Linked DNA regions of Homo sapiens: region 1 is linked to region 2. The links are chromatin contacts, found by Hi-C or POLR2A ChIA-PET in ENCODE. All regions are on one chromosome and are shown on one strand. Each heading gives the region's core, a stretch centred on a gene start or an enhancer-like site at or near the end of the contact. The rest is flanking DNA. Distances are from core to core; before and after follow the strand shown. Region 1 holds the start of HSPA9 (heat shock protein family A (Hsp70) member 9). Region 2 holds the start of VDAC1 (voltage dependent anion channel 1).

Region 1 (5,098 bases), core at 599-3,098, 4.6 Mb before region 2:
ACTTTTGTTTATTTTCTTACTCCCACTGCCATCCTCCTCAGAATGTAAACTCTTCAGTTAGCTTCTTTCCCTCCCCAACTTTCCCCAACATTTCCTTCACAGTTCCTCACCCAGGGGTGACTACTTAATAATACAGATCTTCCTGAAGAGATAGGGGGTCTGAAACATTTCTCTTTTTTTGAAAGCGGGCTTCCAGGACAAATTGCTTCATCTCCAAAATCAAGTTCAATCTGTCATCAGCCATTCGTTCGTGTTTTGCTTTCGCTGTATTCCTACCACCTGGGAGAGTGACTGACACACGGTAGGCATGCCAAAACATATCTGTTGAATCAATTAATTCCTCTTCTTAAAAATCTAAAACTGGGTTGGGCGCGGTGGCTCACGCCTGTAATCCCAGCACTTTGGGAGGCCGAGGCAGGCAGATCACGAGGTCAGGAGATCGAGACCATCCTGGCCAACATGGTGAAACCCGGTGTCTACCAAAAATATAAAAATTAGCTGGGCGTGGTGGCGCGCGCCTGTAATCCCATCTACTTGGGAGGCTGAGGCAGGAGAATAGCTTGAACCAGGGAGTCAGAGGTTGCAGTGAGCCGAGATGGCGCCACTGCACTCAAGCCTGGCGACAAAGACTGCCTCAAAAAAAAAAACAAAAACCTAAAAACTGGTCACAGGGTAGTGAAGTAGTTGACATCCTGCCACCAGCACAAGGTTTAAAAAGGGCCAGAGGAGTCTCAAGTCAGGCCCAGCACAGTGGGGAGAGGAAGAGCCTGAAGCTCAGCTATTTTTCTTTTTTTTCTTGAGACGGAGTCTCGCTCTGTCGCCCAGGCTGGAGTGCAGTGGCGCGATCTCGGCCCACTGCAAGCTCCGCCTCCCGGGTTCACGCCGTTCTCCTGCCTCAGCCTCCCGAGTAGCTGGGACTACAAGCGCCTGCCACCACGCCCGGCTACTTTTTCGTATTTTCAGTAGAGACGGGGTTTCACCGTGTTAGCCAGGATGGTCTCGATCTCCTAACCTCGCGATCCGCTCGCTTCGGCCTCCCAAAAGTGCTGGGATTACAGGCGTGAGCGCCCGGCCAAGCTCAGCTATTTTTTTTTCCCTTTGTGCAGGCTAATTGGCCTAATGTTCTGTGTGAATCAAACGCTTCGTAGTTGGAAACCCAAGACCCCTGTGATAAAACGCAACACGAAATTGTTTAACGTCTGTCTGCATATCCAAGTGTCTTTCAAGTTGTGAACAACGGGCGGGACCAAACAACAAAAGTACTGACGTCCTCACTTCACAAAGCCACAAGACAAGATGGCGCCGTCCTCCAGGAGCGGGAGCTGGGAACACGTCCACGCCCGGGGGGTGTGCACGCGCCCGGGCTCGCCCCAGGGAACGCTGGCGTGCACTCGGGCACCCAGTGAGCGCCGCAGTTAGTCTCCACCCATGTTTTCCGCCACTCCTTGCGCACATGCGCTCTAGGTTCTTAGCTGGATGTCTGTTGCGCCAACAGGCTCCTCCTCCCGCGCAACTGACGCAAGAAGACTGTAATCGGTTCGCAATTTATCCCGTGTGACCTTGAGTCTTTCCTGTCGCCGAGGACCGGGGCTGTCCGAGATACGGCCTTCATATCCCTCTTCCTCCCCTGGACTCTTTCTGAGCTCAGAGCCGCCGCAGCCGGGACAGGAGGGCAGGCTTTCTCCAACCATCATGCTGCGGAGCATATTACCTGTACGCCCTGGCTCCGGGAGCGGCAGTCGAGTATCCTCTGGTCAGGCGGCGCGGGCGGCGCCTCAGCGGAAGAGCGGGCCTCTGGGCCGCAGTGACCAACCCCCGCCCCTCACCCCACGTGGTTGGAGGTTTCCAGAAGCGCTGCCGCCACCGCATCGCGCAGCTCTTTGCCGTCGGAGCGCTTGTTTGCTGCCTCGTACTCCTCCATTTATCCGCCATGATAAGTGCCAGCCGAGCTGCAGCAGCCCGTCTCGTGGGCGCCGCAGCCTCCCGGGGCCCTACGGCCGCCCGCCACCAGGTGAGGAACTGGGACCTTCCCGAATGGGGTCACGGCCTCGGGCCTTGGGCCTCGGGCTTCGCTGCGGCAGGCCGCGCGCCCTTTAGGGTTTGAATTCTCCAGTATAGGTCAGGCGGGAAGGAAGGTAACGGGCCTTCCATAGTTAGCGCTGCCGGGTCAAGATTTTGCCCAAGGTTTTGCCTCCGGCTTGGGCCCTGCTGAGTCACACCCCTCGCGATCTAGAGTGTCATTTCAAAATTACCAGGTAGTGGTCCTCATGGCCTGTTCTGTGGCTGAATGGAAAGGTTTGGCCTTGGGGGTGAGGGATGCAGTCTATTGGGAAAGCCACTATTTTCAGTTTTATTTTTGGCTCCTCTACAGAATACAGAGTGTGTAAGGATCCCGTTGATACGGTGAAATAAAATAAGAAAGCTCTGAGTCGGAACTCCAGTTTTCGTGCTTAGCAACATTTTCTCAAAATCTGTGGTGTAAGATTGTACTCGTTTGTTACTTCAGAAAAAAAAGCAGATCGTGGGGCGGAGAAAAGGCTATGGAGTGGTTACTTGTTTTCTAAAATAAAAGACAAATGCTTTAGAGAACAGGAATTGTATGTGGGCATTAAGGAAGGCTTGGAAGGAGCCTGAGGTTAAGTTGTAATAAAGGTCTTTTATCCTAGTGAAACGCCACTACTTTTCTTTTTTCTTTCAAAGACCCTTAGTAACTCTAGTTCTTTTAAACTAATTGCACGGCAAGGTAAGGGGAAGTGTTTTCCCCCAGGGGACATCTGGCAATGTCTGTGGATATTTTAGGTTGTCACTTACTTACTGGGGTGCTTATTGGTTTCTAGGGTGTCGAGGCCAGGGATGCTGCTGTATATCCTACAATGCACAGAACAGCCCCCACCACAAAAATTTCGCCCAAAATTAATAGCGCCACGGTTGAGAAATCCTACTGTAATGTGATTCTAAGGCCATCTTTTATTTACCTTTTTTCGTCTTACTTATTTGGGAAACTTTAATATTTACTGTTTTAGTAGCTTAATGTATTTTATATACTAAGTGAGCCCAAGTTTTCTCTTTTTCCTCCCAGGATACACACTGGTTGGTGACTGAGTCAGTTTTTTCTTTTTTAGGATAGCTGGAATGGCCTTAGTCATGAGGCTTTTAGACTTGTTTCAAGGCGGGATTATGCGTAAGTATAATATCATTTCCTTTGAGAGGGAATACATATTAAACTTCAAAGCAGTGTTTTCTACATTTGTGATTATTCTTCTCTGTAATTATTTATCTGTATTTATTTAGAGATTATGTAGTATACCACTGTTAATTTTCCAATTAAATATTATCTTCCAGTGACTTTGGTCTATCAAGATAACAATAGCTGTGACACTGTTCTAAATGTCTTACAGATCAGAAGCAATCAAGGGAGCAGTTGTTGGTATTGATTTGGGTACTACCAACTCCTGCGTGGCAGTTATGGAAGGTAAACAAGCAAAGGTGAGCATGATTGATAACTAGTACCTTATCCAGAATCTGTCCAGAATTCTGTGCTCTTTTCCTTAGTTAAGGAATTTGAGAACCTGATTTGCGCTTTTTTTTTTTTTTTTTTTTTTTTTTTGGAGACAGTCTCTATAGCCCATGGTGGAGTGCAGTGGCACGGTCTCCGCTCACTGCAACCTCTGCCTCCTGGGTTCAAACAGTTCTCCTGCCTTGGCCACATAGCTGGGATTACAGGCATGAACCACCATTCCTGGCTAATTTTTTGTATTTTCAGTAGAGACAGTTCCACTGTGTTGGCCAGGCTGGTCTTGAGCTCAAGTGATCCGCCCACGTTGGCCTCCAAAGTGCTGGGATTACAGATGTGAACCACTAAGCCTGGCCTCGAAGTACTTCCAACTAAAACAGCAAAAACATAACTATAGATCAGGGCTGACCGGGCATAATGGCTCACGCCTGCAGTCCCAGCACTTTGGGAGGCCAAGGGGGGTGGATTACCTGAGGTCCCAAGTTCAAGACCAGCCCGGCCAAAATGGTGAAACCCCGTCTCTACTAAAAATGCAAAAAATTGGCCGGGTACAGTGGCTCACACCTGAAATCCTAGCACTTTGGGAGGCCAAGGCGGGTGGATCACAAGGTCAAGAGATCGAGACCATTCTGGCCAACATGGTGAAACCTGTCTCTACTAAAAATACAAAAATTAGCTGGGCGTAGTGGCACACACCTGTAGTCCCCGCTACTCGGGAGGCTGAGGCAGGAGAATCGCTTGAACCCAGGAGGTGGAGGTTGCAGTGAGCCAAGATCACATCACTGTACTCCAGCCTGGGTGACAGAGCGAGACTTTGTCTCAAAAAAAAAAAAAGAAGAGACTATAGATCAGGTTTTTCATACCCAATGTTGGGACAAGAATCTTTACTTCCACATGGAGAATTATATCTACTTCTAAGTTTTTTGGGGGGTTGGCCACAGATATCAGGCATATAGGAAAAATGCCAAGAAGCCCAAATTAGGGCCAAGAGAAGGAATAATCTCTTGGTGCCAAACAAGTGGGATAAGAAGACCATAGACAGTTCAGGTTATTTCAGAAGAGGAGATTGGGGGGAAAGGAAGTATGAAAGCAAAAGAGGCCATGAATGGAAGAAGCAAGAGTCAAGAATTCCAGGTGTTCTAAATCTTGCTAAGAACCCGGTGGGAATAAAGGTTGCATGTACAGAGTAAGGAGGCTTCAAAAGAAATAGCCTGCTCCAATGAACAACATGCATTACTTCAGAGATGAAGCTCCACTTCTAGTCTGTCTCTGCACACCCAACTTTGTTTCAATTTAGAAAATGCAGCACTTTGGTGGTTACCAGAGTAACCAAACAGTGCAAGCCATTCCCACCCCTCTTAATAGTAAATTAGTAGTCCTACCTCTATACCACATTTAAATCCTTTTCTGGGAAGTTAGATACATACAATTATCAGCACTACAAAGGTTCACCTGACAAGAGTCTTAAGCAACCAAAGCAGTTTTTAAAATGTAAATCAGGGCCAGGCCTGGTGGGTCATGCCTGTAATCCCAACACTTGGGGAGGCCACTTGAGTGTGGGAGTTGAAGATCACCCTAGGCAAC
Region 2 (4,873 bases), core at 2,205-4,704:
CCCTGGATGTTTTACATTGTTCTTCTTGAATGGAGGAGAGGAACTGAGTTAGCATCTGGAAGAAAACAATCCAAACTGGACTAGGCAAAACAGGAGGCCGTTGGCTCAGGCAGCTGGTAAGTACAGGGTGTAGTCTCCGGCATGGCTAGATTCAGGACCTCATCTCTGCCTTTCTCTTATGGGCTTACTTCATTTTCAGGGAGTCTTTATTCCTGTAGCCCCAGGAATTCTCATCTGGTCTCATTGGTCCATCCCTGCGGGGCGGGGATCGGGGGCGGTGGGAGGCCAGGATGTGGGGGCGGAGAGGCGGGGGCAGGAGAGGTATACAGGGCTCTAATTGGTCAGACTGGGCCATGTGGCCACTCCCAGGAAGGCTTTGGAGTCAGGGATGGAGTCAGCTCCATGAAAGCTTGCTGACCAAAAGGAGAGGGAAACAGGGTCATTCGCCCAGAGAAAAACTGAGGTTAGGATTGTCCTGTCCCCACAAACCTCCTTCTCCACCCACCAAGATTTGACTGTCTTCGCCAGGGACTTGCTCTAGCTGGGTCAAGCTCAAGTGGGGTTATTGAAGTGGAACAGGGAAACCCACGCATGGCAAGAACAGGGGGGCACTCAAGGAACAGGGGCCCAGAGCCACCCTCTGCAGCGGCTGCTCCATTCTCTGTTCTGTGAAAAGCCCTCGTTAACTTCGCAACACCGACAGGGATGCCAGACCCAGGTCTCCCCAAGGGCCTTGAAAGCTCCCGCATTTTCCCCTCTGCCATACTCATCCCTGGGTTTCTCAGTTCAGGTTTGCAAGAGAGGATCTGATTGACCTGGCTTGGGTCAGGGGCCCAACCCTGACCCAATCAGCTGTGGCAGATGGAATGGAGGTGGGGCTCAGGGGGTTTCCCCTCTCCCTCAGGGTTGTGGTGGGTCAATGGATTCTAGTGATTATGGCACCTGCAGATCTCAGCTGATTTTGTTTTTTAAAAAATTACTAATACTATTTCTTGAGACGGGAACTTGCTCTGTGGTCCAGGCTGGAGTGCAGTAGTGGGATGCTAGCTCACTGCACCCTCGAACTCCTGGCCTCAAGCCATCCTACCTCCTTGGCCTCCCAAACAGTTGGGATTACCCACATGTGCCTCTGAGCCTGGCCCAGTTACTGATGAGTGCCTACTCTTTTTTCTTTTTTTTTTTTTTTGGCAGAGTTTCGCTCTTGTTGCCCAGACTGGAGTGTGATGGTGAGATCTTAGCTCACCGCAACCTCCGCCTCCTGGGTTCAAGCAATTCTCCTGCCTTAGCTTCACGAGTAGCTGGGATTATAGGCATGTGCCACCATGCCCGGCTAATTTTTGTATTTTTAGTAGAGACGGGGTTTCTCCATGTTGGTAAGGCTGGTCTCGAACTCCCGACCTCAGGTGATCCAGCCGCCTCAGCCTCCCAAAGTGCTGGGATTACAGGAGTGAGCCACTGCACGGGGCCGAGTGCCTACTCTTTATGTGTCCCATTTTAAACTTACACCAACACTCTGAAGCTGAGGCTCTTAGAGGCCAGCCTTCTTGCCTGGGTCACGCAGCCACTAAGTGAGTGGTTAATCTGAAACTAGCACCTAGGGGAGCTGGCGAAGGGGCCCAGGGTAGCAGAGGCCATGAAGAACTCTTTCCAAGTTGTTGTTTTTTTTTGTTTTTTTTTTTTGGGGGGGGGGGACAATGTCACTCTGTCAGTCAGGCTGGAGTACAGCGGCTCAATCTCAGCTGACTCCAGCCTCCTCCTTCCAAGTTCAAGCGATTCTCGTGCCTCAGCCTCCTGAGTAGCTGGGACTACAGGCGCGCGCCACCACGCCCGTCTAGTTTTTGTATTTTTAGTAGAGACAGGGTTTTGCCATGTTGCCCAGGCTGGTCTCGAAGTCCTGGCCTCAAGTGATCTGCCTGTCTCGGCCTCCCAAAGTACTAGGATTACAGGCTTGAGCCACTGCACCCGGCCCAGATTGGTTCTTTAAAGCGGAGTTGAGAGGTGGCGCTGGAGGGGAGGAAGCCCTTCGACATTTGCTCCCAGCCTCAAAACTGGGTTGCACCGGCATCTGTTCCTAGCCCTGTGGGGTTCCTGGAGCCCCGCCTTGTCCCGCCCGGCCTCCCTGAGTTCTTGTCCTCCCCCTGCCCACCAGTCTCAGTGTGCGGGGTGGGGACCACCAGGCTGGGAAGCCCAGAGTTCCCAGGCAACTCGTGCGCCTGGGAGGGTCATAGAATCCGTCCTACACTCCTCAGGATCTTGAAGGGGGCTCTTCCTTACATTCCCAGTCACCCCTCCCCCAGCCCCTACACAGGGCCTAGGTAACCTGTCTGCACCCCACTCCCACTCTGTATCAGCTGCCCTCTTCCTCAGCACCCTATCCCACTGGAGCACCTTTTCCAACTCCAGTCGCCACTTTTAATCTGCCGCCTTTTCCCAGCAGCCAGTCCTGATTGCCTCCTCCGTAGCCCCAGTTGCCCACTGCTTTAGATAGTGTCGCAGCTGGCTGTGAGGAGTGTCCTGATTCTGTAACCCGGCACCTCCTCCACAGGGCCCTAGACGCCTCAAGCCTTCCAGGACGTTTGTTGATCAAAGGCGAAGGATGTGTAGAATCTTCGTCCATCTACGAATTAATTCTCGAAACCTGCTTCGAGTGGGCCTCGCGCGTAACACAGGGGACACTCAGTGGTGAACGAGACCACTCGCTTAGGCCTAGCAGCGAGGTGACCGTTCACTCAACACACACTAACTGGGTCCCGCAGGACACGCCCCGGCTGGTCGCGGGGGTTACCCGGGGTGCCCTCAGTCGGCCGGCCGGCCATAACCGGCGTGATCTCCTCGCGCCGAGAGACCCAGCAGGGACCTCGCAAAACCCAATCCACGTTTTGTTTTATTTTGTCTTTTTGCCTCTCAAATGCATGGAAATTGGCTGCTAGTAGCTTTGCTACAGGAGAAAATCGCTAATCTGTAGTGCAAAATCGGCGCACAGGGGTTTTCTCTGAGATTGTCTAGACGCCGCGCGGGCGGGTCGGAGGCGCCAGACACATTGTATCCGGAGCGCGGAGCTCGGGAGCAACAGTCGCCGCCTCTACTCTGTATCTGCGCCGCCCCAGGCGCCCAGTGTCCGCGCTGGGCCTGGGACTGCCCTCGGGGGATGGGGCCCACGCGGGCTTTGATGGGGGGCCGGGGGCCACTTTGTCCACCCAGGCGAGGCTTGGGTCCAGCGCCGGCCACATCAACTCCCGGGGGATCTAGCAGCGCGGAGGCCAAGCAGGAGGCCCAGGAGCCCCGCGCGTCTTCCATTAGCGCAGGGACCTCCGGGCCACAGCTCAGAGAATCGGAAGGCCTCCTCCCCCTTCCCGAGCGCTGCCACTGGGGCCGAGGTTTCCAGCAAGAACCCGCGTGTCCCTGCGCACGCACACACGGTGCACACGTCAGTCCGGCGCCTCCCCGTGCCCCGACTCACGCAGGTCCTCCCGCGCGCCCGCAACACGCCCGCAGGCTCCTGTGTCTGCTGCCGGGGCAGCGGGGCCCGGAAGGGTAAGAACGCGGCTCGCTAGCGGGATGGGGACCCTGGCCCGGCCTGGACGCTGTCCCGGGCGGGGCCTGGGGGCGGAGCGCGCCGGGCCGGGCGCGCAGGAGGGGAGGCGGGTCCGCGCCGCCGCCGTCCGCGCCGCCCCGCCCTTGGCCCAGCCGCTCGCTCGGCTCCGCTCCCTGGCTCGGCTCCCTGCCTCCGCGTCGCAGCCCCCGCCGTAGCCGCCTCCGAGCCCGCCGCCACATCCTCTGAGGTAGGCGCAGCGGAAAAGGACCCCGGCTTCCTTGCGCCCTGGACGGCGGGGGCCAGGCCCCTGGGGAGCTGAGAGGGAGGCGCTGAGGGAGGAGCGGGCGAGGGGCCCCGGCAGCCCGGCCGCGGGGAGGGATCGCGAGCGGCCGGCGCGGGCCTGGCTGGTGAGCGGGCGGGCAGAGAAGGCCGCACAGGCGGGTGCCGAACAGGTCTGGGCTGGGGAGCGCGAGGCCGAGGGTCCAGAGACGCCTGCGGCTGGCGGCGAGAGGCGGCCCGGGCTTGCGGGCGGAAGTGCAAGGGCGGCCGCGTGGAGGCCCGGCGGGCCGCGCGTCTAGGTGACCTTCCCCGGCGGCGCCCTCTGGCCCTGGATCCCACCAGCGTGCATCCGGCGGGGACCCGTTCGCCGCCCACGCTCGCCGGACCAGGCCAGCGGGCGGGTGCCGGCCACGCTGCCGCCTCGGGGATGAGCTCACGTGACGACCGTGGCCCCGAGTCCCCAGGCCCACGCGCCCTGGCCGGCCCACGCCCGCAGAAGCTGGCGCCCGGCACCGCCCGCCTGTGCCAGAGCCTTCTAGAGCGGAACGCGCCGGCCGAGAGTCGACTTAGGCGGTAGAGGCCGGAGCTCGGGCCTGGGCTGAAGGTTTGGCCTCGGAAAAGGAGGCCCCACGGGGAAGGATGTGGCCTTCTTGGTCTTAGGAGTGATTACTGGTTCGGTCGTTCATTCATTCGCCAAATGCGGCGGTGCATTCTGGAAACTGTTTCGGAGCCTGACTTTGGATTAGAGGCCCGCAGTCTTAGTGGTTTGTACAAGGTCACACAGCTGGGAAGTCCCCATACCTTCGTTTTCTCATCTATAGGACGGGAGCAATTGTACCTCTCCTTCGATGAGTTTTGGGGAATAATAAAATGAATTAATTAGCATGAAACCTTTAGAACAGTGCCGGTGTGGAGAAGGGCTAAGTAGAAACCCTGACACCCTTGGGGCTTTTTGGGTGAATCCAGCCCATCCCCCGCAGACCATTTTGCTACACGTGGCGTTGTGGAAGGGGTTCAATAAATGTAGCTCCTGTTTTTAAACATTCTTTCACTATTATT

What was found. A loop is a pair of places that touch in the nucleus more often than their neighbours do. ChIA-PET counts read pairs that join two places held with the same protein, here RNA polymerase II (POLR2A). Pooled maps may share reads with other maps.
Region 1: a map of CD8-positive, alpha-beta T cell shows a loop between it and region 2 (31-fold over the local background). The contact joins the promoter of HSPA9 here to the promoter of VDAC1 in region 2. A Hi-C loop is called at or near these places in 1 of 168 maps with a recorded cell type or tissue (CD8-positive, alpha-beta T cell) and 1 of 50 pooled maps. POLR2A ChIA-PET finds 5 or more read pairs at or near these places in 2 of 52 experiments (BJ and activated CD4-positive, alpha-beta T cell).

What each region holds. Positions count from the first base shown.
Region 1 is chr5:138,572,151-138,577,248 of GRCh38, reverse strand. It overlaps HSPA9 (heat shock protein family A (Hsp70) member 9), which reads left to right and starts at 1,848. Exons shown (of 17, transcript NM_004134.7): 1 at 1,848-2,011; 2 at 3,123-3,181; 3 at 3,399-3,486. The coding sequence starts at 1,931. All of the region lies in intron 1 of LOC105379193 (a long non-coding RNA gene), which reads right to left. RefSeq lists enhancers at 1,254-1,393, 971-1,619, 1,534-1,813, 2,054-2,103, 1,620-2,267.
Region 2 is chr5:134,003,556-134,008,428 of GRCh38, reverse strand. VDAC1 (voltage dependent anion channel 1) reads left to right here and starts at 3,454. Exons shown (of 9, transcript NM_003374.3): 1 at 3,454-3,534. RefSeq lists enhancers at 2,611-2,680, 2,721-2,780, 2,851-2,970, 4,621-4,670, 4,681-4,730 and silencers at 3,141-3,190, 3,231-3,290, 3,351-4,390.